2 separate regions of the Homo sapiens genome follow, and region 2 is linked to region 1. A link is a contact called in ENCODE Hi-C data. All regions are on one chromosome and are shown on one strand. Each heading gives the region's core, a stretch centred on a gene start or an enhancer-like site at or near the end of the contact. The rest is flanking DNA. Distances are from core to core; before and after follow the strand shown.

Region 1 (2,748 bases), core at 193-2,692:
TTCACAAACAATGGCAATTTGATGAAGTGGAATGAGTGTGTACTTGGAAGTCAGACTAACCTGGGTAAAAAACGCCAGCTCTGCCATTTACTAATTGTATAAACTGGGAAATAACACCTCTCTAATCTTTCATTTTCTTATTCATGAAATGGGAATAGCAATGCTGTACTCACAGAATCCTTTGACAGTAAATGAGATAATTTATGTAAAATGCTTAGCATAGTGCCTGGCATAAAGAAAGCCCTAATAATCTTCCTTGTGCACACCTTTCATTGCTTACAAATAATTAGATTTTCTTGCTTGAATACAATTTGATCAATAACAACCAGTATCTCTGCATTGCAGAATAAATATTTGGGAAGGTGCACCTGAGTTCCTCTAGTTGAATGCCCATTATAAAAGATATGGGTTCTCTAAGATCATGGTGCCTCTCCTGTAAGTCAGCCCGCTGCACAATCAAGTGTTACCTGGCCCTCTTCATGTTGCCAAGTGAGAAATGGAGCTCAGGGAACCAGCATAAATACAGGTACTCTGGCTACTGCTATTTGCTATGAACAATAAAGTCCTTTTTCTCTGACTCAGGTGTCTTATGTCTTCTGCCATGATCCATAAAACTGTGGCTGGCTAAGTTGTTGCTTGAAAGAAGGGTAAAATCTCAAATGCCTCACAGTGCTTGATGACAATTACTAAAATTGAAGGTGGGATAATGTGACCATATGATGAATAAATGAATACCTTTTCCTGCCACCATACACATAAATATATTCAAATAAGCACACTTCTTAAAAGTCATTCAATAAATACTAGAAAGCCTAGTGATTTCAAGAACATGGGAAGTTTGACCAGATTTATGAGTCATGGTCTGTTGGATCACTCTAATTGGACCTCTTGCAGATGGAATACTTACCACCAAGAGCCAGGACATAGGCTAATGGCAATGAATCCTTTCCTAGTTAAAAAAAAAAAAAAGAAAAAAAAGGTCAAATGAATCACTGTGAAATGTACCATGGTTCTCCATCTCTCCAGTTGGGTCAGTTAAGGCAAATTCACCTAGCTGTTCAACTATCTGGGAGGCAGGCTATTGAAAGAAGACTGATCTGAAAATTCCTACCAGTATTGTATAATCTAATGTTCTTTTATTTAATCCTAGACATCAATATATTCAAAAAATAATAATAAATTTATACCTGATGTTAGCTGTGAAGCTCTCCTTAGGGCCTGTCAACTACTTCTGGCCATTCTATTCCTTAGTTGAAAGAAAAAAAAAAAGTGGCAGAAGGAAGAAACAAGAATAGGAAGGGTGGAAACAGGCCGTCTTTTGCAGAGGATTTCTGAAGGTTCTTCCTAGGTAATGATGTGCCCTTACTGCCACTTGTGTCAACCTCCAGCTTCCTCGGTGGCTTCCCACCCTCATCTTCACTGCTGACACCAGACTCAGCATCACAGTGGCAGTGGTAGCCCAATGCCAAGGGTTCTGTTATTATCTGTCCAGCTTATTGGAGGTCACATAAAATATCAAAAGGTATAAAAACAGGTCATGGGAACATTGCTGAGCTATTTCACATCATTTAAATAAGTGGGGTCAATTTAAGTGCATTTACATTAAAAGGTAGCCTTGGTTTAAAAATCTCTGAAGCATAAACAACTCCCAAGCTATGATTTCAAAAAGAAAACACAATACACAACAGAAGATCATGAAGTAAAGAAATCCATGCAGAGAAATACTTGCATTAAAAAAAGAGAGAGAGAGCAGCCAGGAGCAGTGACAGATTTGCCAAATGCACATGCAATGAAATAATTGAAAAAAACAGTTTAGTTGCATTTTCCCTTCTAGGAACGTGTGCTATGGCTTTTATGACACCAATCATCACTGCTTTTCTAAATTGCTAAAACTACTAGAGCTGACTAAACTATGAGCATTTCATCCATTAGTAGATTTTAGTGATTTGACCCCAATATTCACTCCATGGGGACAGAAGCAAAAAAGCTATTACACGATTCCTATAAATTTGACAGTAAAAGCTATTGTAGAAATTCCTGAATTCCTGTTATCTGTAGTTGGTTACTAGCATAGACTTCAGGATCACAGAGACCTAAATTCAAGTCTCATATTACATACTAACCATATCACATTGAGTAAATGCTTTGGCCTAAGCCAACGCCTTGGTTTATCTGTCTGTCAAAAAGAGTTATCTATCCAATGGTTCTTGAGAGGATTAAATGAAATAATATAGAGAGAGCATCTTCATCTTCCACTTATTAGCAAGTATCTAGGCACTTAATAATAACAGCAATGATGATGATGATGATGATGATGATGATGATGGTGATGGGCATTTCTAAGTGTCATCACCCAGTGTGGTATGATTCTAGGCCAAAGTGTAAAGCCAATTAAATTTGTCTTTAGTTTCTGACAATTCCCTTTCTACATCCCTTGCTTATCATCTGATTACCCATATCGTGAATTCCATAAATACCTGACATTACCATTATATCACCTCCTTGTTAACAAAAGTTATTTCAAATAAAACTAGACTTAGATCTGTCTTCTGGGGTAAGAACATAGTATTTCTGAAACTAACTTCTTTCCTTCCCTTTCTTCCTTTCTTTCCTTTTTCCCCCCTTTCTGTCCTTTTTTCCTTCCTTCCTTCCTTTCCTTTCCCTTCTTTTTCCCTTCCCTTCCCTTCCTTTTCCTTCCTTCTTTCTTTACTTCCTTCCTTCCTTCCTTCCTTCCTCCTCCCCCGATAT
Region 2 (2,972 bases), core at 306-2,805, 75 kb after region 1:
TCCTTAACAGCCCATCGCAGGAAAGTTCCATGCTGCCAAACAGTAAGAAAAGTTTAATTTCATCCTCAAAAGAGACTGAAAAGCAGTTACAAAGCTTAGAAACCAAGGTGCCACATGAGGGTTGCAGACATATGAACAACTGCAAAAGCCATTATTTCCCTAGGTTTATGTAAAAAGACAACCCAAGAGCTTCAGTAAGGCACATAGAAAACCAGCTCCGGATAATGCTTTGAAACCATCTTTTAAATGAACTGCCTTGGTGTCCTATAGTTCATCAAAGGTTTCCTGTCTCCAAAAGGTCAACATTGTATACCTTACCCTTTCTAAATCTCAGAATATCTTTTCAGCTCCTCATTTCAGAAAGGTGAGCAGGTGTCTCTCAGTCCTAACAATCATGATTCCACAGTTCACAGATTCTTAAGATAAATCATTAGAGTGATATCATATATAGTCTTTTGTCTGTTTTTCAGGCTCAAGTTTTTTCTTAAAAAAATCAATAATTTTGGAATAGCTGGGAGTGCTAAAACCCGATTAAATGAAGTGGGGGTCAAAAAGTTGGGATCACATAAACCTCAACTTCCCTATTGACTGATAAATTATCCCCTTCCTTAATTCAGGCTCTGTAACTTCTTTAATATTTAGATCCTAATAACAATTGCTTAGCCAGCTTTGGTAGCACCTGATTTTAATTCTGCTCTCTCGGGCTTCTACTAACAAATGTGTGCACGATGCCTGTCCAGGCTTACAAATCGTCAAGCAGGTCCAGTTGGGTTGAAACCTTTTTACACATCATCTTTTCCTATTTAGGAATAAATGTGGGTTCTTGCTTGGGATACCACTTGTAAGCAACTCCTTCCACAACTATCACCATATGACTAGCTTGGTAGGACAGCTGAATAATAACCGGCTCAGTTATTTCATTTTTAGACAATGCTGGAATTTTTTTAACTGAAACTTTACATTACTAAATTGTTTGATATCAAGAAATTGCTCTAAAGTAAATTATATACAGATTTGGTAAAATGGTCAATTCAAGCATTTCCACTGCATGCATATACATGTGACCATCTTTCTGACCATCAAGACTCCTTTCCAGGGAGATGGTCAAATGCTGCGTGGGCCAGTGTCAGCTACACTGTGGTCTGGCTGATCCTCTCTGTTCTGGTCCTTTTCACCTGTACTTGATATGCGCTTGTAGCCCATTTTCACATTTACCCAGTTACAAGAGCTCACTGACCAACACAAACTCAGGTTAGCAGAGCTTTTCTGAAATTCCACCCTTTTCCTCTGCGTTCAGTGCTACTTACTCCCTTCACTTTTCTTTTCTTTTTTTTTTTTCTTTCTTGCTCATGGCATAACCCTGGGCTGACTAAGGTCACCTTGCTCTGGGCTTGGTGATTGTGTTGCAGCTTGTATGTTACACTCTGCATCCAGTGTCAACACTAGACTTCCTGGTCGTGCTGCTTCAGGCCTGTGATCCTCCACTGCACCCTTTTCATCGATTCCGTTGGTCACAGCAAGCACCAGGGCATTGTGACCATATTACTCGCAGGCTATGTTGTCATGCCAAGACCCACAAGTCACTGGCCAGACCAGTCTAACACGTTTGTTTCTTTATGTGATGAACAAGACTATCTACCCATCCCCTGGTCACTAGGTGGGGGAAAAACCCACTTCCTGGCTCAATGCACTGGGGAAAACAGTCTCCGAGGAAACAGAGCAACCTTGTCTCCATGCTGGTTCCTGTTTCCCTCACTTCAGTGCACACACCACATCCTTCAGGGCCTGAAGTTTAGAGGAGCCAAAGCTGAGTCACCGGGGTGCTACCTTCCCAGCTGCGGCCTTTCAGCACTTAACCCTCTAACCCTGCCTCCCACCATGTAATATATAAATGTGGCTCTGTAGTAAAGTCAGTGATTCATAACAATCCCTTCTCCTGATCCCAAAGAGAGATAGTCTACCATATAAAAATCCCAGCTAAAAGGAAAGGCACTATAATAGTTTTTTTAAATCACAAAAGCTTATTGTTTAATGACTAATTTTAGGTTATTCTGTAAGGCATTAGGGACACAGAGATGGCACAGACACTGCACTCATGGAGCTCCCAATCTAGTGGGGAGATGCACACACTAGATACACACTGTGTGTGCACGTGTGTGTGTGTCTGTGTCTGGGTATGTATGTGAGAGAGAGAGAGAACGAGAGAGAGAGAGAGAGAGGAGAAAGAGAGAGAGAGGAGAAAGAGAGAGAGAGAGTTCTTCCCGTATCATAAGCTAATTAATTACCAAGTATCTCCATGTCAGGCACTGAATCCTGAGCTGGGGAAGGAGTGTAATATCCATATTCCATTTTGCAGATTACAAAGCACTCTCACATACATAGTCTCATCTAGTTGTTTTAGACCCATGTAATATGAACAATATCTAACTATTACAGCTCTTTTATCTTACTAAAGTGGAAAAGCTCCAAAACAAGATTATTGCTTAATGTGAGTCAGTTTTAGGAAAACCTAAGGCAATATTTCTTTATGGATCACATTGATAATGTTATTTCTTCTGGCCTGAAGCACCCTGTAACTCTACCCTCATCTCTCCCTGTACTACCCATCCCCACACTGTCTACATTACCTTTGGGGATGAAAAGAGATAGAGAAATGCCAACTCTAGCTTCAGTTCAATTCTGGCTCCACCATTACTGGCTCCATAACTGTGAACAAGTGACCCTCTGCCTCAATTTTTCTGCCTTTCAAAAACACTAGTATACGAACACAGTTCAGCCAATTCTTTGTCAATTTATTATAAGATTGCCTTTTCTCCCATTTCAAATAACATGTTCCTCATTTCCATTTGAAACCTCATTAAAATGACCTTTACCATCTGTATTTCCACCAATATTCTGTTTATTATTGTTTATGTAGTCTCTAAGAAGATGGAGGTTTTCTCTCGTTTCTGAGTCCTCACAAGAATCACCTT

What was found. Hi-C counts contacts between places; a loop is a spot of excess contacts on that map. Pooled maps may share reads with other maps.
Region 2: a pooled map shows a loop between it and region 1 (7-fold over the local background). The contact joins the enhancer-like site here to the promoter of ERICH3-AS1 in region 1. A Hi-C loop is called at or near these places in 15 of 37 single-sample maps with no recorded cell type and 5 of 50 pooled maps.

The regions. Positions count from the first base shown.
Region 1 is chr1:74,575,988-74,578,735 of GRCh38, forward strand. It overlaps ERICH3-AS1 (ERICH3 antisense RNA 1), which reads left to right and starts at 1,443. Exons shown (of 3, transcript NR_121671.1): 1 at 1,443-1,522. ERICH3 (glutamate rich 3) reads right to left here. Exons shown (of 15, transcript NM_001002912.5): 13 at 908-949.
Region 2 is chr1:74,651,221-74,654,192 of GRCh38, forward strand. All of the region lies in intron 1 of ERICH3 (glutamate rich 3), which reads right to left. Among named protein-coding and RNA genes, the nearest start is that of ERICH3, 21 kb to the right of the region's middle. Within about 2 kb of position 1,556, at least 4 of the 41 ENCODE cell types and tissues checked have a DNase peak (open chromatin) inside an H3K27ac peak, as active enhancers do.